2 separate regions of the Homo sapiens genome follow, and region 1 is linked to region 2. A link is an interaction called in ENCODE POLR2A ChIA-PET data of the cell type or tissue named here. Cell type or tissue: PC-9. All regions are shown on one strand. Each heading gives the region's core, and the rest is flanking DNA. Links, peaks and the distances in the headings are about the cores only.

What was found. Peaks named below come from ENCODE experiments on the same cell type or tissue, not always from the same donor. Only the 100,000 strongest peaks of a DNase experiment are listed, where the experiment ranks them.
Region 1: POLR2A ChIA-PET joins it to region 2 with 8 read pairs; 1 of 35 experiments calls an interaction of 5 or more read pairs at or near these places.

The regions. Positions count from the first base shown.
Region 1 is chr1:200,975,459-200,983,458 of GRCh38, forward strand. KIF21B (kinesin family member 21B) reads right to left here. Exons shown (of 35, transcript NM_001252102.2): 28 at 7,598-7,636; 29 at 5,502-5,638; 30 at 4,077-4,257; 31 at 1,754-1,918; 32 at 1,318-1,435; 33 at 41-211. Among named protein-coding and RNA genes, the nearest start is that of KIF21B, 44 kb to the right of the region's middle. RefSeq lists enhancers at 1,206-2,405, 4,230-4,379. In PC-9, for the core only: CTCF peaks have their summits at 4,297 (motif pointing right) and 4,499; a DNase peak (open chromatin) is centred at 4,323.
Region 2 is chr1:199,577,803-199,594,342 of GRCh38, forward strand. No RefSeq gene overlaps it. Among named protein-coding and RNA genes, the nearest start is that of LINC02789, 440 kb to the left of the region's middle. In PC-9, for the core only: no CTCF peak of the experiment used is centred there; DNase peaks (open chromatin) are centred at 5,769 and 7,799.

The sequences.
Region 1 (8,000 bases), core at 1-8,000, 1.4 Mb after region 2:
CCTACCCGAGTCTACCCTCTCCCTTTCCTCCTGACCCCACCTGGATGAGCTCCTGCTGGTCTAGGTCCCACTTCTTGATGCCGTTATCTCGGGAGCCACTGAACAGGATGTCTCCCTGGATGGCGAGACACTCGATGCCATCGTAGTGCGGGGGCTCGAAGTTGTGAGTGGGGCCGATGGTGCCCGTCACACACTCGCCCAGCTCGAACATCTGTGGGAGGAGGGGCCAGTAGGGAGAGGCCAAGTGGGAGGATGGAAGGCAGGGCCTACAGCACTGTGGACCCAGAGGCCTGAAGACCCAGGAGTCTGGCTAGGGTGACAGCCACTGCCCTCTGGGGAGAGGAGCTTCCCAGCAGGCGAGGGTTCCTGGAGGTGGGGCTGCTCCTTCTAAGGGACTGGGAACACGGAAGGTTCAGATCTTGACCCTTCCTGTGGATACTGGGGCAGGGGTGGGAGGAGACCAACTCAAGTAATGCAGGGGTGAATCAGCTCATCACGCCGAGACCCCACAGCTCAACAGGCAGCTGCTAAGGAGAAGGGTGGGTTTAGGGTGTGAGCCTCCCTCTAGAATTCTTTTGATTTTTACTAAATATTCACCATAATCCCACCACCCCTGAAAACCCTACTTCTTTCCAGTTTCTTTTTTGTTGGAGACTGAGTCTCACTCTGTTGCCCAGGCTGGAGTGCCGTGGTGCAAACTCGGCTCACTGCAACCTCTGCCTCCCGGGTTCAAGCGATTCTCCTCCCTCAACCTCCCAAGTAGCTGGGACTACAGGCGCCCGACACCATGCCTGGTTAATGTTTTGTATTTTTAGTAGAGACAGAGTTTCACCATGTTGGCCAGGCTGGTCTCAAACTCCTGACCTCAAGTGATCCTCCCACCTCAGCCTCCCAAAGTGCTAGGATTACAGATGTCAGCCACCACGCCTGGCCTGCTTCCTTTCAGTTTCTGACTGTGTATGGACAGTTTTCAATGGCATAATCAGAGAGCAAACAAATTAGTGTTTGTATACTTCATGTTTGGTTTGCTATTTATCATTTTAATAGCTGCAATGCATCCCATTTAGTGGATTTTCCATAATTTGATTGTTATTCTACCCTTCAACATTTAAGTTATTATGAATTTTTCACCAGTTACAAAATAATGCTGCAATCTATAACTTTCTGCACATAAATTCTTGCCTTCTTTGGGGTGATTTCTTCAGCAGACATCCCCAGAAGTCTTATAATTTTTCATGGGTACTCCCAGGGCAACAGAGGGCAAAGATTGGGGAGAGTGGAAGACCAGCCCCGACCCAGGCCTCATAGCTGAGGTACCTTAACGTAGTGGTCCTTGGAGCCAGTCACCACGAGGTCATGCTGGCTGGCCGTCTGGGTGACCGTCAGGCACATCACAGGGCCGATGTGGCCAGTCAGCTTGCCGACAGGCTGGAACCTGCAGTGGGAAGAGGCCCAGCCAGGGGTAGGTGAATTAGAGGGGACCCTGGGTTGGGGTGGGGTGTCTGCCCCAAAACAAATAGGCCTGGTCAGGGTACTCACCCTCCCCTCTCGCTCAAGGCAAGATCAAGAATCTAGACATGAGCTACCCTGCATCCCAGCAGTCTCACTGGAGAGGGCACAGGCCCAGCAGCATGGGGGGAATAAAGGTGTTGCTGAGGTCCTACCCACCCTGGGGTGGGTCCCCCTGAACCAAGACCTGGGGACCTTGCCTGGGAATGCCAAACCCTCCTCCCTCCCCAGGTATCACGCTGACCTGCTAAGCTCCCAGATGCGGACGGCATTGCCCGAGGCGGCGTACAGCATGGTGCCCGAAGGGCTGAGGGCGATCTGGTTGATCTGATGCTCGCCCTGAGCACTGGTGATGGCACGGGTGGATGTGGCGGCACAGGCATCCCCTGAGATCACCTGGCCCGAGGACCTGCCCATCGGAGAAAGGCAAGGCCAGAGGTCAAAACAATCCATGTGCACAGTGCAGGAAACCAATAAAACGTCACTAAGACCAGCCCAAATAACCTACTTCTTCCAGGAAGTCTTCCTTGACTGACAGAGAAGAGCAATAGCTTCTCCCATAAGTGAGACCCAGGGGAGAGCTCCACTCTAGTCCCCTATGAGTCAACTCCCCATGTGGCCTGCCCATGTGCCTGGTCACTGGCTTGGAAAGATGGTAAGGCTCAGTCATGAGAGTGGGTGTGAACATGGATCTTCCGGAAATCAACCTCTCTGAGTCTCGGTTTCCTCATCTGTTAAAAGAGGTGATTATATCCATTCTGTTTACTATTTTTTTTTTTTTTTCTGAATGGAGTTTCGCTCTTGTTGCCCAGGCTGGAGCGCAATGGCATGATCTCGGCTCACTGCAACCTCTGCCTCCCGGGTTCAAGCGATTCTCCTGCCTCACCCTCCCGAGTAGCTGGGATTATAGGCATGCGCCACCATCCCAAGCTGATTTTGTATTTTTAGTAGAGACGGGGTTTCTTCATATTGGTCGGGCTGGTCTCGAACTCCCGACCTCAGGTGATTTGCCTGCCTCAGCCTCCCAAAGTGCTGGGATTACAGGCGTGAGCCACTGCACCCAGCCTGTTTACATTTATTTATGTTTGTTTGTTTGTTTGAGATGGAGTTTCACTCTTGTTGCCCAGGCTGGAGTGCAATGGTGTGATCTCGGCTCACTGCAATCTCTGCCTCCCAGGTTCAAGCAATTCTCCTGCCTCAGCCTCCTGAGTAGCTGGGATTACAGGCATGCGCCACCATGCCTGGCTAATTTTGTATTTTTAGTAGAGACGGGGTTTCATCATGTTGGTTAGGCTGGTCTTGAACTACCGACCTCAGGTGATCTGCCCGCCTCGGCCTCACAAAGTGCTGCGATTACAGGTGTGAGCCACTGCGCCCAGCCTTGTTTACTTTTTTTTTTTAAGACTTTATTTTTTTTTTTAAGGCCAGTTTTAGGCTCACAAGAAAACTAAGCACAAGATAGAGATTTCTCACATGCCCCTGCTCCCACACAGGCACAGTCTCCCCCATTATCAACACCCCCCACCAGAAAGCTGCCTGTGTTTCGATTATGAACCCATGTTGACATATTGTTATTGCCCAAGTCCATAGTTTATGTTAGAGTTCACTCTTGGTGTTGCACATTCTAAGGGTTTGAACAAATGTATAATGGCATGCATCTACCATTACAGCATCATACAGAATAATTTTACTGCCCTAAAAACCCTCTGTTTACTTTATTCATTATTATTATTTTTTGAAACAGGGTCTTGCTCTGTCACCCAGATTGGAGTGCAGTGGCACAAACATGGCTCACTACAGTCTCGACCTCCTGGGCTCAAGCAACCCTCCCACCTCAGCCTCCTGAGTAGCTGGGACTACAGGCATGCACCACCATGCTCAGCTAACTAAAAATTTTTTTTTTGTAGAGACAGGGTCTCCCTGTGTTGCCCAGGCTGGTCTTGAACTCCTGGTCTCAAGTGATCCTCCTGCTTCAGCCTCCAAAATACCTAGGATTATAGGCATGAGCCACTGTGCCCAGCCTGTTTACTTCTTAAGGATCAAATTAATAGACTGTAGCTTACAGTGTTAATGTAAGGATGTAGCATGACTTCTGCTAAAAAAAACCACTTTATTTTGCAAGGCTCTTGGTCTCAGTTCTGCCTCCCCTGCCCTATGCCTGTGTGTCTGAGACTGTCGGGGCAGGGCTCAGGGCCATGACTGGGTGGTCGCCTACACAGGCAGTGGCCAGCATGGCTTTGGAGGCTCACCCTGTTTCCTAGCTCCTCTTTCAGACTCATAGGATGATATCTAACACACCTCAAGGGGCAGGGCTTGGGGGACTGGGCTGTGGGTGGAGGCCAGGCAGGCCAAAAATTCCTCTAGTGGTGCTGCCCCAGACACTGTCTCCCAAACCAAGAGATCTCACCTTGTACCCCAGGGTCAAGCCAAGTTCATAGGCTGGTAATGGTCTCTGTGCCCATGTAGCCGGGCTGTGCTGTGCTGAGTGGGTCACTTGGGCTGGGAGCATCTGTACCCAACACAGCCTGCTGCAGCCGACCACTGTGAGGCAGGCGGGGGTTACTCACGTGAGAGTCCGAATGCACTTGGCTGAGTCCCGGATGTCCCACACCTTGATGTAGGAGGTGGACACGGAGAACACAAGCCCCGAGTGGCTGCAGTACTTGATGGAGACCACGTTGTTGGGGTGGCCCTTTAGAGCTGCGATCTCCTGTCCCGTAACCAAGTTCCACATCTTGCAGCTTCGGTCTGTGAGAGATGGGAGGAAGCCACAGGGAGGGGAGGGATGTCAGCCACTAGGGGGCGCAGCTCCACCTCTGCAGGGGCTGCCCAGGATAGGGGAAAGGGATCCACAGGGCTCCAGAGGACGGAGCTCCAGGTCTGAAGAGGAAAAAAACACATACACATGTGCTCACTGGCATGTGTGTGCTAGTAAAAAACTCAGGGAAGAGAGAATTCCCTCAGAACTTCAGACCAGGGTTCCTCAAGCAAACTTTCCACTAACACCAGAGTTTTGTGAGCCATACTGCTAAGGTGTCCAGGGCTAAAATAAAATTCTTAAGCTTTTATGGTGCCTGTTCCTCCAAACACTAATTGCTGACAAAGCAAATGAACCAGTGCAAGCAAATGTTATGGGAAAACTTGGAATCAATCAATCACACCTAGATTGACAGCTATCCCCCTACTGCCGTGGAGAGCTATATTTATGCTTGTGTTATAGTATGCGTGTCTATTACAGACTAGTTCTTTCTGTCGGTAAAATGAATGAATGAAAGAGTAAATAAAGAATTTTGTATTTGCTTATTGAGATAGGGTCTTGCTCTGTTGCCCAGGCTGGAGTGTAATTGCACAAACACAGCTCACTGCAGCCTTGACCTCCCGGACTCAAACGATCCTCCCACCTCAGCCTCCTGAGTAGCTGGGGCTACAGGCACATGTCATTGTGACTAATTTTTTATTTTTTGTAGAGACAGGATCTCACTATTTGCCCACGCAGGTAGTCTCAAACTCCTGGGCTTAAGCAATTCTCTTGCCTCATGCTTCCAAAGTGCTGCAATTACAGGTATGAGCCACTGTGCCCAGCCTATCTGCTGGTAAAATGTTTGACTTTGTTGCTGTAATCAGGTGAGCGTGACTTTGTAAAGTGCTGCTGCTGAGATCATAGGGAGTGCCTAGATGTATGAGCTGGGGTGATGTTGGGCAGTGCAAGTACAGGTGGGGCACCCAAGAAGCTTCCTGAAGTTTCCCTGGAAGGTCTGGAAGGAAGTGCTGGATGGAGCCACCAGGTCAGGTATGAGGGAAGGCTTGGCCAAGGATGCATGGGATGGGGGCCTTGAGCCAAGGTAAGAAACAAGGGTAGTAAGCAAATAGACCCCATATCCTCAACTCCTGGGGGCTCTATGTTCTTTTCTCCTTCACAGACCACTCTGACAAAGGAAGCAGGGGTGAGTAGGAGACCCCAACCCTACCTGGCTAGTTGGCGTTCCACATACCTTTGGACCCTGTGAATAGCAACTCATCTGTGGCATCCAGGCAGAGGATGGGCTTGGTGTGGCCTTCGGCCATGGAGACACACTGCAGTGGGGCCGTCCGTGCACCCTTGGCTCCTCCAACCGGGGAGATGATGCCCCTTCCCGGGAGAGAGGGAGAGAAGGCATGCTCGTCAGCCAGGGAGACTGTGGCCAGGCTGATCAAGGCACGTGTGTGGGATGGGGACAGGGCAGGGAGGGGATGAGGACCAAATAACAGAGACTTTAAGGACTCCAGCCAAATTCCACCAAGGTCTGAGAGCCGGGAACGGGCTACACAGAGTGGAGATAGCCTGTCTTAATCAGCAATCATCAGTTGCCATCCTGAGCACTTCTGGGGAAGCAAACCCGGTGTTAGGCACAGCTAGAAGGTGCAGGAGGTGTGGGCTCTGTCCACAGAGAGTTCCTATCTGACAATGTCTGACCCAGATCCTGAGATGTGAATGCGCCCGGGTCCAGCTGGGCAGGGCAGAGGCCCAGGGGCTGGAACTGGGCCCTGTAGCTTCCACCAGAAGCTGCATGCTGCTTCAGTTAACCGAGTGTGAGGGAGGGGTGCTGAGAGGGAGGGTTGCTCAGGCCATCACCCCCATGCACCCTGATCCCAGTAAACCCTTCTGCTGGTAACTGCCTCTGAGGCTAGCATCTTCCAAGCAGAGAGCCATGTGTACACATACACACTCCTTTTGGACCAGCGGGGTCAAACTTGTGACTGGCATTTACGAAGGGCTAAATCCCTTTGGGGCTGGCTTGGCTTTGGGTAGGAGGTTTGGGGCTCTCTGGAATGGGGCTGTATGGACCTGGAACAACACCTCCTCGCTCCCATGATGCTAGGGGAGCGAGAAGGAGGCTGGCCCAAGTGAGCGTGAGGGTTTTGCCACATCCAGCTTCCTGAGGTTCTGAAGATGATTTTTTTCTCAGTGAGGGTCTTTTGGGATGAGACCCTGGCTGAGTCATGTCTGAAAATATATCCTAGCTTTGTTTCTTTTCCCAAGAGAAAGCTGCTCCTGACAGTGACTCTGGCCAAGGGTCTACTGAAATGATCAAGGTTTTGCCTGTGGCGCTTCTGGCACAGCTCCCCCCAGACTCTGCCAGGCCCACCCTTGAGGATGGTGGTCGGATACGTCCAGCTGCCAGCCAGGTGCCACACATGCACAAATAGCTCCCCAAGCTGCTCCAGCACCCTGCTTCTGACAATGGTTTGGCTTCACTGCATGGCCACAGAACTATGTCAAAGGGATCATGCTCCCCCCGATGACAGCCTGGCCAGCTGGCTAACATCTTGTGGTGGCAAAGCCTCATGATTCACAGTAAACCAGTTGTCGACACTCAGGGCTGGAGGCTCGAGGAGCTGAGACAGCCCACCAGGAGAGCCGAGGAAGCTCTCAGCCCACGAGGGGCCCTTGGCTTGTCAGGGGCTCGGGACCCCAGGTCCTGAGTCTTGCTCCTCGTTGTGCGGTGTCATGCTCGGCTGGCTGGGAGAACCAGCCTCCAGCCATCCCACAGGCTGCGGGAAGGGGAGGTACCCACACATCTGTGTGCTAACAGGTGTGGGCAAGGGGCGCTGCCCCCATGGTGCCCCTCCCCCCATGGTGCCCCTCCCAGAGCCAACGTCTGAAAAGCTCACCCCCAGCACAAGCTGAGGGAATCAAAGGACCCAGAGCACACCACCGGCACCCCCAAAAGGAGCAGCCTTCAGCATTTCCCCTGCCTTCCAGTCGTGGAGAACTCAGCCCCAGCCCAGCATCCCCTAGGCCTCCATGCTGCGCCCCTCCCTGCCCAGGTGAGGAGGGAGAAGAGAACAGGGCCTGCGACAAGCAACTGTGCACCCTCCCCAAGCCCCCAGCTCTAGCTGGCGCAGTCCAAGGCCTTGTGGCCACCCTGAGAGAGAGGAACCATGGGGGCAGGAACAGGTCTGGAGAGGGGGGCAGCAGGAAGGGGAGTGGAGGGGCCGCATGCTGAGGACACGGGTGTCAGGCGGGAGGGATGCAGCAAGAGACAGAGAAGAGAGGGTGCCGAGAGTGAGAGTGGGGAACCAAACACGAGAGACATTCTGTGTGTACCTCAGGACCTCCGACAAAGAGGAGTCGCTGTCATCAGACCTGGGGAGGGCAGAAAATTAGCTGGATTAGGGGGTGAGAGGAGACACACACAGAGGGACGCAGAGGCGGCAGCAGTGTGTGGGGTGGTCAGAGGGCAGGTTATTCTCTTCCAGCGGAGCAGAGACAGGCAGAGGAATGAGGGCCTCGGGAGAGCAGGGGAGGAGGTGGGTGGGCTGGTCTGGGAGCTGGGACTCTCCCCCAGGAGTGGGCTGCCAGGGTCTCTCGGCTGGCAAGGGAGGAGCGAGGAGGGGGCCACGGGGAGATGTGGGAGCACCAGCCCCACACATGGGGAGACGTTTCCAGGGCTGTTTGCTGGTTCCAAGCTCTCTGGCTGCCCCATCGCACAAGCTGGGGGCACCTGCCC
Region 2 (16,540 bases), core at 4,518-12,517:
AAGAATCTTCCCCCAACCGTATCCCTCTTTAATGGCCACAGAAGAATAAGAAATGAGAGCCTCATGGAATTTAGAAACAGAGGCAGCTCGTTTAGCTATTGTCATTCCTCTGTCAAGGCTCTTGCTGATCATGCCTGGTAAAACCAATGCAATAGCACTTTATACCTGTTAAACTGGCAAAAATTAGACAGCTGACAATGCCAAGTAAAGACAGTGATAGGGAGGTGTAAGGATCCTTGTGCACTGCTTGGGAAGAGGTAAAATGGTTTGACATTTTTAGAGAGGATTTGGAGCACTTAATCAAAATACACGTTCACATTCCTCAAGATCCATTGGCTCTGTGTGTGTGTGTGTGTGTGTGTGTGTGTGTGTGTATGTACATAAACTCTCACATAGGTCCCGAAAAAGGCCTGTATGAGGATGTTTATCTCCAAGGCAACTTGAGTATCCATTATTGGTAGAGTTAATAGGAAAAAGATAGTGGATGCCCACATTGATTTAAGCAACAGATTAGATGTACACGTAGTAACATAAATGGATCTTATACATCTAGTTGGGAAAAAATAAGAAACAGAATAAAATAAATATTGCAATACCTTATGCATAACTCTAAGATAAAGTGACACAAAACCACAATACATATTTAGAAACAAAAATTGCAAATAGAAAGATTCACATTAAAACACTCTAGAACAAGGGACCCCAACCCCCAGGCCATGGACCAGTACTGTTAGGAACCAAGCCACACAGAAGGAGGTAGTGGCAGGTGAGCAAGTGAAGCTTCATTTGTATTTACAGCCACCCCCCATCATTTGCATTACCCCCGAGCTCCACCTCCTGTTAGATCAGCAGAGGCATTAGATTCTCACAGGAGCACAAACCCTATTGTGAACATGCGAGGGATCTAGGTTGCATGCTCTTTATGAGAATCTAATGCCTGATGATCTGTCACTGTCTTCCATCACCCCCCAGATTGAACTGTCAAGTTGCAAGAAAACAAGCTCAGGGCTCCCACTGATTCTACATTACAGTGAGTTGTATAATTCTTTCATTATATATAACAGTGTAATAATAATAGAAATAAAGTACACAATAAATGTAATGTGCTTGAATCATCCTGAAACCATCTGCTGATGCCCTGCCTGGTCTGTGGAAAAGCTGTCTTCCACAAAGCCAGTCCCTGGTGCCAAAAAGGACTGCTGCCTGTGGGGGAAGGGAAGAGAATAAAAGTAAGAAATAGGGATAAAAGAGAAAAAGGAAGAAATGATAATTCTAGAATCATGATAATTTTCCTTGAACTTGGAAATATGTTTAATGTAATCATCTGTATCTGAGTCCAAACAACATTTCATCTATGGAGTTTGACTCATATAGTTCTTCTCATTCTTTGTTCTCTTCCTTTATATCAACAGCCTTTTTCTGACATGATATAAAATCATGTGCTTATGACATGCATTAAAAAGGAGAAGTGCTGGATCTAATATCCTTGGTCTAATGGATCCCCTTGCAGAGATACAGGGCTCCCTACACACACTGGGATATCTAGGTACAAGCCCAAAGTTCATATACAGACTTTCTAAAATCATTGTATTTAAAAGCAGAAAAGTGCCGGGCACAGTGGCTCACATCTGTAATCCCAATACTTTGGGAGGCTGAGGTGGGCGAATCACCTGAGGTCGCGAGCTCAAGACCAGCCTGGCCAACATGGTGAAACCCCGTCTCTACTAAAAATATGAAAAACAGCCAGGCATGGTGGCAGGTGCCTGTAATCCCAGCTACTCAGGAGGCCGAGGCAGGAGAATCACTTGAACCCGGGAGGTGGAGGTTGCAGTGAGCCGCGATTGTGCCATTGTACTCCAGCCTGGGTGACAAGAGCAAAACTCTGTCTCAAAAGAATAAAAAATAAAAATAAATAAATAAAAGAAAAGACTGTAGGTATCAATCAAAACCCTCACATCTTATAAATGAAGTGGCTAGAACAAGATAACAAGTGACACAGAGAGAATGCATAGCACTTAACCCAGTTAGGAGATTCTCCACTATATACTTGTACAACACATTACATATTTGAATTACTACTGTCTTGTATAGTTTGCCACTATTTCGTCCTATGTTTTTCAGTGCAGTAGCAATTTTTTTTTACCTCTCTCACTGTGTCCAACTCAACAAAAATGTTTATCAATGAATAGAAACTAATTCATTGTACAATATTGATTAAGCTACCCTGCTATCGGTAAAGGTATAGGGTCAATAACTGCAAGAACTAACTACTTCCTTCTGGAAATGTATCTACTGGTCATTGTGAGATCTGGATTCACAGCAGAACTTATGAAAATTAGGTGAGTCTTGATTAAATCAGTGAGTTGGTATCATAATGAAGAAACAAATTATCTAAGAGGATTCTTGTTTCACCTCAATTCTCACCCCAAACACAGCAAATTAATTAAACCACAACTCAAGATAGAGTTCAGTACTTTCTACTTGCTAAATCCTTTAATCTAATATGGAATTAACCTCATTGGAACCTTGTCACATTGATTTCTCTGCAACTAACGTGTCACAATATGACATGCAGGAGGTAGCAAATAAAACTTTTACATACACTCTAGTTATAACAGCATTTGTCATATTCCTGCACACCATGTTGGTCCACACCTCTGTGCCTTTGCCATGTTACCCAGCAGCCAGGAGGTTCCCAAGGCCTGGTTAATTTTTACTTATCTTTTAAGACTCAACTCAAGTATCATTCACCCAGGAAATATCCTTGAGCCTGCATTAAATATTCAAGAAGTAATCTGAGGCCAAGCGTGGTGGCTCAGGCCTGTAATCCTAGTACATTGGGAGGCAGAGGCAGGTGAATTGCCTGAGCTCAGGAGTTCAAGGTCAGCCTGGCGAACATGGTGAAACCCCATCTCTACTAAAATACAAAAAAATTAGCCCGGCATGGTGGCCCATGCCTGTAGTCCCGGCTACTCAGGAGGCTGAAGCATAAGAATTGCCTGGACCTGGGAGGCTGATGTTGCAGGGAGCTGAGATCGCGCCACTGTACTCCAGCCTGGGCGACAGAGGGAGACTCAGTCTCAACAAAAACAACAACAAAAAGTAATCTGTGTGTTTGTCTCTTATGCTCAGCCCAGTCAAAGCTACAAGAATGCAGGAACTGTTTTTTTCTATATTCCCTATATTCATCTACCCAATTCCTAACTTATAATAGGGGCTCAATAATTGAACAGAACAGATATAAGAGAACTAAGAAAGTCAAGATCAGGGACCCAATTAGATTTTTCAGATATATCAATCCAGAGGTTACAGTCCAGCCTGGTCCAAGTGGAATGGAGTTTACAGCTAATTAATCACAGCCAGTTACGGATTTATGTTTTTCCCTCTCCACTGATATGGTTTGGATCTGTGCCCCCACCAAATCTCATGTCGAATTATGATCCCTAGTGTTGGAGACGGGCCTGGTGGGAGATGATTGCATCATGGGGGTGGCGTTTTCATGAAGAGGTTAGCACCATCCCCTCAGTGCTGTTCTCGTGACAGTGAGTGAGTGAGTGAATTACCATATCTGGTTGTTTAAAAGTGTATACCACCTCCCCCTCTCTCTCTTCCTCCTGCTCGTACCATGTAGGACGCCTGCTCCTGCTTTGCTTTCTGCCATGAGTAAAAGCTTCCCGAGGCCTCCCCAGAAGCAGAAGCTGCCATGCTTCCCGTACAGCCTGTAGAACTATGAGCCAATTAAACCTCTTTTCTTTATAAATTACCCAGTCTCAGGTATTTCTTAATAGCAGTGCAAGGATGAATTAATACAACCATTCCTACAGCTTTACTTAATTAGTCTTAAAAAAACGGTTACAGTCTAAGGGATAGGGTAGTACCATAGGTTCAGACAGGCAAAAACAGCTCAGTTAGGTCAGTGTAGGGTAGAAGGTAAGCTGTTCTCTCAGGTCAGAATCTGGCAAACGGTTCACGGTTCACGGTTCATGGTTCACGGTTCACGAGTGTAAGTTTCAAGCAAGAGGAAGGAGTTACTCAGGTTCTGAACCTAGGCAACAAAGTGTCAAAGACTCAGGCAGGATACCAGATAATAAAGGATCAGAATACCAGGAAATTAGAACTGGCTACAAAGCCAATAACTCTAGCCAGGGCTCTCTATAAACTTCAGGTCAAGTACAGTCTGGTCTCAGAATATAGGCCAACCCAAGATCCAAGTTGGCAATAAATCAAAAGAGGTCGCTAGTAAGAACAGCAAAGAGATCAAGAACAAACCAGCTTTTAAATAGCTTCCATGTCAATCAACATGAATTCGTAGGACAAGGCTACATCCTAATACCTCTATCTAAAATGCCCAAGATTGGAGCTCTTATAGTAATACAACATAAGCAGAGTATATTCTTATAAAATCTCCCAGTTTGGTTTCAATGAATATTCTTATGTATGAAAGTAATGCTATCATTCCAAAACAACTGTATTCACAATCTAGAGAGGGGCCAGGCACAGTGGCTCATGCCTGTAATCCCAGCACTTTGGGAGACCAAGGCGGGTGGATCACCTGAGGTCAGAAGTTCAAGACCAGCCTGGCAAACATGGTAAAAACCTCATCTCTACTAAAAATACAAAAATTAGCCAGGCATGGAGGCTGGCACCCGTAGTCCCAGCTATTCAGAAGGCTGAGGCAGGGGAATCGCTTGAACTCAGAAAGTGGAGATTGCAGTGAGCCGAGATCGTGCCACTGCACTCCAGCCTGGGCAACAAGAGTGAAACTCTGTCTCAAAAAACAAAAACAAACAAAGATTTAGAGAGGGCTTTAAGTGCTCCCACTACCAACAACAATGGCAAAAATGTAAAGTAACTCATATGTTAAGTAGTTTGATTTAGCCACTCTACAATGTACATATTTTAAAACAACATGTTGTGCACAATAAGTTTACACGACTTTTGTCAGTTAAATAAGTATATAAATGAGATCTACAGAGGAAAAATGTTTAATACTTCAGAAGTAGTATTGTCTTATATAAGCCTTCTGATAGATTTCTAGGAAATAGAATTTTAATTCTCATATGAGAAAACTGCTTATTTGACTAAAATGTCAACCTAAAATTTTAAAATGTATAGTTATTGTTATGTGTTAACATATGACTTTAAATCTTTAGATTTAAAGCTGCAGGTTTATTTATCAGAAAATCAATCTCAAAAGTAAAATTATAGCTTCCAAAGATGCTATCTAATAGCCTGAAAAGTTGTTATTTTTGCAAAGTTGGCTTTCTCCACAGTCACCTCAGTTTGAAACTTTGTTGGAGGATCGGCCCTTTCATCAAAGCCCCATACGGGGAAGCTTATCGGGCAGATGTCAAATGACAGCTTTTCCGGGATGCCAAGGAGTTATATCCTTCCCCGAAAATATTTTAGGACAAAAAATTACCTCAGTATCAGTGGATAATGTAGTAGCAATGACAAAAAATGATTTAAAAATTTTTCCAGACTGGGTTTTTTAAAATAAACTTCCAGAAGCCATTACCAAACTTCCTTCCCCAATAAAAGCATTCTGATATAAAAGAACTAGCATGGGTATCTCAGGCTTTGTTTCATAGAGGAATGATTGCCCTGTTAGAGCAATCCACTGATACTTCAGCAAGAACATTCTTGAAGACTTTAGATTACAGAGGGTGGGTGATTGGAAAAGAATTTAAGATGTTAGAATGTTTACTGGGTTACCAGAGATGGGAGAAGTGGGATAGGATTTAGGGCAGAGAGTCAGTCAAGTGTGCAGCTTCTTCCTCACTTTTACTCAACTGAATAAAATGAGGAAAGCCAGAGAAAGGCTTTAAAATTAACTAACAAATAGTAGCAGAACTGGTTTCTTCCAAGGCACCCTTTGACAGTAGAGCAAGCATTCTTTTCTCTCCTTTGACATGGATTTGGGATTCTTGTTTTGGCATTACATACACACAGTGCATTCTTCATGGGAAGTAGACATTTAGTCCCAATTCTAAAATTTTGTTCTAATAAAAACTTTGTCAAAATGCAATGTGGTGTCCTAGACGAAATCATGGAATAGAAAAAAAAAAAGACATTTGTGGAAAAACTAGAGAAATTTGAGTAAAATCTGAAGTTTAGTCAATAGTAATGTGCAAATGTTGATTTCTTAGTTTTTCTAAATATACCAGGGTGATATGTGAGGTTAACAAGGACAACTGGGCTATACAGAAACCCTCTGTAAAATCTCTGTAAACTTTGTATATATAAAATTACTTCATAATAACAGGGGTTTTGTTTTTAACTCTACACTATGTTTGTCAAGAAGAAGAGGATAGCAAATTTACCACTCTGTACAAAACTTGTTTCACCCATGCTGCCTTTGAAATGCACATAAAATACATTAAATCTCTTAATTGCTAAACTAATAATTCTAACTTGTTTTAGAAGAACAGATGTATAAATGCATCTGGAACTGCTGTAAACTCATTATAAATCAAGTTATAGATGAAAAAATATTCAAAAAATATAAAAATGTGAAGATATAAATTCATATGGCTCTTGAAAGAATAATAAATTCAATTAATGAGCATTGTGAATTTCACATTTTTATAGGAAAGCAACTTCTATAAAAGCAATGGAAAAGCTAAGTTATATAGTAAGTCAGTCTGTAGGAATTAGGATTTAAAATGTTGGAAATGGTTAGCATAGGATAAACAAATTGAATTATTATTATTTTTTTTGAGACTGGTAGTATCATTACTCTGTTGCCAAAGTAAATGCAGTGGTGTGATCACAGCTTAAATATTTTGATGAATGAGATTCACTGATATTTTGTCTATGCATTTCTGTACATGCATACTAAAAGGCACATTTCTAATTATTCACTGTTGTATAATAAAATACGCTGAAATACAGATGATCTTCAAATTACAATGAGGTTATCTCCCAATAAACCTGCTGTAAATTGAAAATAAAAAGCAATGAAAACTTTTCACTATTACTTGCTAAAAAGAGCAAATTATTAATTAATTTCAATTTAATAAAATTTTATTAATGGTCAGTGACCCACTGCTCTGATATATTGGGGTATGGGTGAGAGGTACTGAATAAACATAAAAACATGATACTGAATATTTGTTGATTCACAAAATCTGCAAGAGCTTTTCCTGAATATATGTCTGTGGCTTGAGCCACTGAAAGAACAAACTTGGTAAGTAAAAATAAATAGCTATATAAAAAATTAATGTGGAAAAGGAAAATCCAATTTTACTTTCTAAATTTGCCATTTAAATATTCCTTAAAATGAATTCCTATTCAGTCTAAAGGCAAGAAATAAATGTGGTAAGATCTAACAGAGTGATGATTAGAGATGCAACAAAAATACAGTAATAGGTATTGACAGATGCCACAGGAAACAGCGTCCTCATAGAGATTCCCCAGGAACCACCATTACGATCCGTCCTCCTGTTTGCACTGGGCTAATCTATAATCACCGTAGATAATTAATTCTGTTCCTATTTTTAAAAGATATACAGAAAGGACACTCACACGGACTCCCTCAGTTATACATTGCAACATTTAGCAAATCTCATTGCTGAAGTTTTTCCTTACTTTAGTTTCCAAATCACTATGTAATTCTATGAAAGAAAAACAGAGAGGATATTAGTACATTAGGATCTCTAGCAATCTTTTCTGTTTTGCTATAGAGTTATCAATCCCTCAGAGATTGATGGCTTCTAGATGAATGAATAAAGTAAAGCTTCTGATACTTTGCCCCAGGATATTGACAAACCAACTTCCCCATTGTGACTCCCATTCTGACTCACCCCAACATATCCCAAACTGGAATAGCAGACCTATGAAACTGATGCTGAAACAGCCACTGTACTCCTCTTAATGTCACAATGCTCTCTAATACAATATACATACTTACAAAATATATAGAAACATCATCAATAAGGTTGGATATGGCTGCCTTTTTGAGATTTGGATTAGAATAGGAATACATTAAGAAAATAAAATCTCTTTGTGAGATCTAATATGATATAAACTTTACATTAGTAAAGTTCCACAATAATACCCCAAAGCAGGTAGCTCGTTAAGAAAATATTGTCCCATAAACAATTTATCCATATAACTTATTATTTTTATGTAAGTTTCATATGATTTCTTTAAAATATATTTTTCATACTAAGGAAGTTGAGAAATTTACTCAGACACTAAAATTAACAAATTACCCTGGATTTGCAATTCAATTAATTGTCCTTTCTTTGTGTTTCTTGGCAGGCCCAGAATACTTTGTAAAATTTAGCTCTAACTAATGTTGACAAAATATTTTAGGCCACTGGAAATGTCAGTAATGTCATTTTCCAGGCCAGTTTCAAATTGAAAACATGTTCATACTTTGCACACAGTTTTGTCACACAAATTCTCCTCAGTGAACTCACGGCAATTTAAATATTTTTAAATACACATATTTGTGGATACTATATGGCAATTTTTGATCAACCAAGTGAAAATAGATTTATTCAAAAATGTTTATTTCTTTGTATTAAAAATGTTTAAAGCATTAATATTAACTTTATATGGCAAACTATATAATTTTTTTAGACATTACCAAATTATCCTCACAGTACCCAGGCCAGCCAGTATTTTCTCCATTTTATCCAGAGTTAATAAAAAGCAGAATGGAAAAGTGATCTTGTGCCTTAAATTCTAGCTTAGTGTTATGGCCATAAGATCCTTTTTCATAAGAATCATGTGAATTTTTCATTATAGTGAAACTTGTAGATAGATTGAGCTACCTATAGCTTGAGCCACTTTCTTAAAGAATGAACTTGGCAAGTAAACATAAAGTAAATAACTGTATAAAAATCAATACAGCAAGGAAAAATCAGGTTTTGTTTAATGAATTTGCCTTTTAAATCTTTACCCAAACAAATTCTTCTTCTATCTAAAGGCAAGAAAAAAAAATGTATTGAGATCTAATAGAGTGATTTGGGGGAACAACAGTGAAATAGTGGTAATAGGGATAGGATAGAAGAATGAATTTAGGAATACTTTGCCCCTTGGAAAACCTGAGTCTTCTTGTTAGATAATATGATTCCAAAACTCTGCCTCCGGGTAACAGTTTCTTCCACTCATTCTTTAGTTTTAGTTCTACCTGTGAGAATGACTGAGAAGTTTTTCCTAAAATCAAGTACAGCAGCCCCTCCTTATCAGCAGGGGATACGTTCCAAGACCCCTAGTGGATGTCTGAAAGCTCAGATAGTATCAAACCCAATTGCCATCAATAAGAACATGTTTCTGTCCATGCCTTTCACCCACAAATTTGATGCCTTTTCCATGTTAACTAATCACTTACCATGTACTGTGGCTGAAACGCACAGTTTGAGGTGCAACAGCAAAATTAGCACGAAACTCTTTTTCCTTCTTCAAAATATCACAGATGGAAGCTCTGTTCTTACCCACAGATGTTAGCAACCTCAGCATGCCATTTTTTCCTTTCCTTATGAAGCCAAGAACTTTCAGCTTTTCACTCAAAAGCAGTATTTCACAGCTTCTCTTTGGCATATCCAAACTGCCAGCATCACCACTCTTGCATGTTGGGGCCATTATTAAGTAAAATAAGGGTTATACGAATACAAGTGTTTCAATACCAACAGAGTGGATGTGATAGCCAAGATGGCTATTAAGTGACTAAGGGCAGGGTAAAAGAAAAGAATGTACAGGTAATGTGTAGACAAAAAGATAAACATGGGGTTGGCCTTACAGAGACATGGAAGGCTGGATTTCAGTGGAAGGCAACAGACTGAAAGGATTAGCAAGCACAGAATTGGGCCTGGTCTGGAATGTCCTGGGGGACTAGGCAGGTTATCAAAGTGGGGAAACAAGGAGAGGCGTAAAAAAACTCACTCTCTAAGTGCTATTCAATGGAAACAGAGTTTCAATTATACACGTTGAATAAGCTCTAGAGATCTGCTGTATGATATCATGCCTGTAGTAAACAATACTGTATTGTTATGCCTAAAATTTTGTTCAGATGATAGATTACATGTTAAACATTCTTACCACAGCTAAAATAATAATTCATTCACTGGACAGGACAGAGGGGTCTTCATCACTGAGCAAGGCAAGGAAGGCCCTGCCATTAGAATCAAGATATAAATTCAGAGCACTGAAACATCATCAATTAATGTTGAATAGAAAGAATCATTGGTCCAGTAAAGGATCTGTAGTTTCACCTTTATGCTTCTTTTTTTCTTTCTAATGTAATCGACTCTCCCATCTCCTTATCAAAACAGAAACAAATCTGTTATCATTCATACTCATACTTTATGTGTAAATGTTTCAGATATATTCCATTTAAATTTTTGTTTCTGATTATAGAAGGAAAGTCTTTGAATACTGTTAGTGAACAGCTCTCACAAATGGATAAGTCAGTTTTCTAACTCAGGAAAGACTCAGCTGATTCCAAAGATTCACCTGGCTTGCCATATCAGACTTCTTTATTTTAAGGCAGAGTCTTGCTCTGTTGCCCAGGCTGTAGTGCAGTGGTACAATCATAGCTCACTGCAGTCTTGGGCTCCTGGGCTCAAGCAATCTTCCCGCCTCAGCCTCCTAAGTAGCTAGGACTAGAAGCGCATGTCATCGTGGCTCACTAACTTGGTGTGTGTGTGTGTTTTAAATTTGTAGAGACAAAGTCTCACTATGTTGTCCAAGCTGATCTTGAACTCCTGGCCTCAAGTGATCTTCTGGCCTTGACCTCACCAGACATCTTTGATATGAGAAGTCAGCTGTTGCATCATTGTGGAGTTTAGGAAGCCTGAGAAGATCCCCACCTCTCTTGTCTCTTCATTTTTTTCACTGAAGCCCTTTCATCATTCCTCCTTTTCAAATCTCTTTACTTTTCAATATCCTTGATATATCAGTTTAAATTTTATTCCTAGCAACTTTTTCTTGCCCCTGCATTCATTTGTTGCTTTTGTGATACCTAAAATTCCTTTACTATCATCATGCTATGTTAAAATTTCCTGTTTACTTGCCTATTCTCCATTAGACTACAAATTTAAAGAAAGAAATGGCCAGGCTTATTTATGTACAATTGCAGCCTCAGCACCTGGACTAGTGTTCACCATTTAAAAATAAGCATTCAAGACATATTTGTTGGAGAAAAGAATAACCACATAAGCCAGGGATCCAAGTTCTGCTCTCTCCTTTTACCTGTAACTCTAAGTCTCTCCTGCAATTTTATCTTTACTTCCACTCACTTCAAAGCATAGTATGTAATCCAGCAACCCCATAGCATTATAGTTTAAAATGTCTACTGCCTCAAAGACTGGCAGGACTGTTCAATTTCTTTATCGACACTGCCATCATCCCAAAGCAGGCCACAGTCTCCCCTTTCCTGAATCACTGTAGTAGTAAGCCAAGGTCTCCTTGCCATCACTTTTGCTCATCTTCAGACTATTCTCCCTGGAGGAATGAGGGTCTTTTGAAATCGTAAATCACATCCTTTCTCATTTCCTTAACACTCTGGAATGGCTTACCAAGAGTTATCTGTGTATAGAACAGATTCTCAGGATTTCATTTGGGTGGTAGGGGAAGAGATATTGATCTTTAAATAATCAGAGGAAGTTCTTCATCTCTCTGATGCCAAGTTCTGCCCAGCCACCCTACTGCACTCAGTGTTTCTGATCAGCTCAGCCTCTCTTTGTTGATCTCATTCACCTGATTATTCACCGGGCACTGGTAAGGCAACATTCTAAACCTACTAATTTAATGCACAACTTGATGTTTGAAGAGTCTCTGTTCTATTTTCTCTACTAAGAACTCTTCCACTGACTAAAGCCTACTAATATTTGAAGATTCCATTCAGTTGTCCTCTTATCTAGGAACCTTCACCTGAGCCCCCAGAATAGATCAGATGCCCCCTTTGTGCTCCCTTAGCACCTGATACATAGCTCTTTCAGAATTCATTGCAATATAGTGCAATCATCTTTATTTTTGTCTACGTCCTTTACTAGACTGTTTCTTCATTCATTTCACATGTACCCACCAAGCATCTATTATGTTCCAGAATTGTTCTGGGTTCTTGGAATGTCTTGGTGAACAAAATATCACAGCTCCCTGACCTAGAGGAACTTACACTCTAGCAAGAAGAGATAAATGTCAATCCACTTTAAAAATAATTAAAATATACATTATGATATAGTTTGGATGTTTGTCACCTCAAATCTCATATTGAAATGTGATCCTCAATGTTGGAGGTGGGGCCTAGTGGGAGGTGTTTGGGTCACAGGGATGGCTTGGTGCCCTCTGTACAGTAATGAGTGAGTTTTTACCCTTGGTTCACAGGAGAGTTGATTGTTTAAAAGAGCCTGGCATCTCTCTTGCTATGTGATACAGCAGATCTCCTTTTCTTCTGCCATGAGTAGAAGCTTTTTGAGGCCTCACTATAAGCCTAACAGACGCTGGATGCCTTTCTTGTACAGCCTGTAGAACCATGAGTTAAATAAACCTCTTTTCTTTGTAAATTACCCATCCTCGGGTATTCCTTCATAGCAGCACAAAACAGACTTAACACACATTATCAAAAGAGAAAGTGAGAGCAAATAGAGCAGGGAAGGGAATCAGGCACATGTGCAGGAGGTAGGGGTGAAGACAGGGAGCAGTATTGGATAGTGTGGTCAATGCCAGACATTGACAGGGTGATGGGAGAGCAAGGACATGAGGATATGCGAGAGTAGCCCCAGAGCAAGAGCATTCCAAGTGAAGAGAGTAGTTAATGCAAAGCTGTTAAGTAGGAGCTGCCTGATGTTTTCAAGGAACAACAAGTTGGCCAGGGTACTTGAAGTAAAGGGAGTAAGGGGAGAGTGGTAGGGAAAGGAAATCATGGAAGTGTAATGGGTTTGAAATAATGTGAGGTCTTATAGGTTATTATAAGATTTGTGCTTTTACCCTGAATGAAACAGGCAGCCATCTCAGGATTTTCAGCAGAAACAATGACATAGTAATTTACTTTTTAAAAAATGTGTTCTGGCACCTGATTTGAGGTTAAAGTAACAGGATGGAGACAGGAAGCCCTGTTAGAAGACTATTTTAGTAAGAAAAGAGATGACGGTGACTCAGACCAAGAGTGGTGAGAAGTGGGCAGGTTATACTTTAAGACTTTAAAGACAGAACAGACAGCATTTCCTAACAGATTGATGGGCAAAGGGAGGAAAAGATAGGAGTCAAGTATAATTGCAAGATTTTTGGATCAAGTAACTGAAGAAAATAAAATGAAATTGGCATCAACTGAGATGAGCTCACCAAGAGAGTCCGTGTAAATAAAGAGGTAGGTCAAGGTCTGAGCCCTGCAGCCCTTCAACACAAAATAGCAGGGGAAAAGAGTAGGAACTGAGGAAAGACATCAAGAAAGAATGCCAGGAAGACAAAAGGAAAAGCAAGCATGTCTGGCCTGCAAAAGCCTTAAAAGTATACTGCAGAAGTTCTTCCTGTTGTGTGTATCATAAGAACATTAATATGACATAGCAAGAGATTTGAAGTGGAGTTGGGAAGGGGGAATGCTTTAGTCTGAATGTTTATGTCCCTTCAGAATTCATTTGTTAAAACCTGACCCCCAATGTGATAGTATTAAGAGATGAGTCCAGCCAGATGGGGTGGCTCACACCTGTAATCCCAATGCTTTGGAAGGCCAAGGTGAGCGGATTGCTTGAGTCCAGGGGTTTGAGACCAGCCTAGGCAACATGATGAAACCTTGTCTCTAAAAAATACAAACATTAGCAGAGTGTGGTGGTGCATGCCTTTGGTCTCAGCTGCTAGGGAGGCTGAGGTGGAAGAATCACCTGAGCCCAGGCAGTAACAGCTGCAGAGAGCTGTGATTGCGTCACTGCACTCCAGCCTGGGTGACAGGAGGGAGACCCTGTCTAAAAAAAAAAGAGTCCTTTGGGACATGACTAGGTCATGAGGGTGGAACTCCCATGAATGGGATTAGCATTCTTATAAAAGAGGCCCCAAAGAGCTGCCTCGGTCCTTACACCTTGTGAGGACATGGTGAGAAGGTACCATCAATGATAAATAGGCCCTTGCCTGACACCAAATCTCTGGCACCCTGATCTTGAACTTCCCAGTTTCCAGAAATGTGAGAAATAAGTGTCTGTTGTTTTTAAGTTACCCAGTTTGTGGTACTTTGGTATACCCGCCTGAATGAACGAACAAAGGAGGAATAGATGACTTCTATAACATGATAAGCTTCCTAGCCTTCTATTTTTCAGCTATTTAATTAATACTTATGCATATGCCTGTGCCACATCTAAATGGTCATAATTAGTATAAGGGCAATTTATTTATGTACTTTACTTTTTTTTTTTTTTTTTTGACACAGGGTCTCACTCTGTCACCCAGGCTAGAGTACAGTGGCACAATCACTGCTCACTGCAGCCTTCAACAATCGGGCTCAGCCTCCCAGGTAGCTGCAACTACTGGCGCATGCCTCCACACCTGGCTAATTTTTTGTATTTTTTGTAGAGACAGAGTTTTGCCATGTTTCCCAGTCTGGTCTCAAGTAATCCTCCCAAAGTGCTGGGATTACAGGCATGAGCCATCACATCTGGCTGTACTTTACTTTTAGGTTGGCCATAAAACCTTACTAAATATCTCCCTTATTGCTTTTGTAGAGGTCTCCTTAACCTTCACAGATATAATTTCCCTGTCCTTATTCCTTTTCAGTTTCTCCAAAAGGAATGAGTTCATTATGTGAAAAATATAGTAAGGCCTTGAACAAAGGGGATGAATGAAAAACTAGAAAGAACAGTGAAATTCTAAAATATTAAACTTAACAGATACTCATAGATTTTTAAGTTAGAAAAAAAGTAATACTGTATCAGTAAATAACTCAGTAGAGGCAATGTACTGAGTTTTGGTAGGACATTTGAAACACTGCATTATAAAGCCCTCCAAGAAAATGTTTTCAAATTGATTTGGTTACACAACCTGTCACTGAGACTGAAATAGCAAATAATAAAAAAATGGCAACACCCTGAATTGAGAGAAGATATTCAATGGGATGGCAAAAAGGCCAGGAGCAAGTCTTGTTTTATGTAGCATCTTAATTAATTATTTGAAAGGAGGAGTGAACATTTACAGATTATATTTGGAGATGGCACTGACTTTGATGATGCTACAAAAATGATTAAGGAGGAAAATAAAATGCAACAGGGCTTGGAAAATTTGGAAATATTAGAAAGCAAAAGAAAAAAGTAGAAGTGAATCAAAAATAAATTTTAGAAACGTTTGAAGAATAAAACTTTGAAAGCAATAATCCTAGGCATTTTTAACATCTATAGAAGCTAACATAGTTTTCTCAGTATAATAAATGTGATGAATACAGAGCTCAGCAGCTCTTGTTTGACACATTTGAAGACAAAATGGTTATAATTCCTCTTTGGATAAAATAGAATTCAGAAAAAAAGGTTAAAAATTTGCAACACTTGCAACCTTAAACTGATATGTACTTACTAATGTAATAATAGAACTTGGCATGGATTGTAAGTACCATGTCAGGTAAAACAAACAGAGAAGTAATGAAATTATCATGATCATCATGGTGGATGGGAGGCAGGACTCGATTGCAGCTCCAACACAGATGGACAGAGTAGCATGTGGAGGTTCACATCGTGAATGTTAGCTCGAAAATGACTACAAGAACAAACCAGGAATTCCGAGAGGACCCACAGACCCTCTGAAGGAAGCGGACTGCTCCTACAGGACCCAGAACATACACCAAACACAGTGCTGGTATCCTCGGCTGAGAGACCCATAGATGGTTCACATCACAGGACTCTGTTCAGACAACCCCCAGTATCAGCCTGGAGCCAGGCAGACTCCCTGGATGGCTAGACACAGAAGAGAGATAACAATCACTGCAGCTCTGCTCACAGGAAGCCACATCCATAGAAAAAGGGGGAGAGTACTACATCAAGGAAACACCCCGTGAGACAAAAGAACCTGAACAACAGCCTTCAGCCCTAAACCTTCCCTCTGACAAGGCCTACCCAAACGAGAAGGAACCAGAAAACCAACCCTGGTAATAAGATAAAACAAGGCTCTTCAACACCTCCAGAAAGTCATACTAGTTCACCAGCAATGGATCCAAATCAAGAAAAAATCCCTGATTTGCCTGAAAAAGAATTCAGGAGGTTAGTTATTAAGCTAATCAGGGAGGGACCAGAGAAGGGCAAAGCCCAGTGCAAGGAAATCCAAAAAACGATACAAGAAGTGAAGGGAGAAATATTCAAGGAAATAGATAGCATAAAGAAAAAACAATCAAAACTTCAGGAAACACTGGACACACTTATAGAAAAGCAATATGCAGCAAACCACCATGGCACGTGTATATCTATGTAACAAACCTGCACATTCTGCACGTGTGTCCCAGAACTTAAAGTATAATAAAAAAAAAAAAAAAAAAAGAAATGCAATATGCTCTGGAAAGTCTCAGCAATAGAATTGAACAAGTAGAAGACAGAAATTCAGAGCCCAAAGTCAAGGTCTTTGA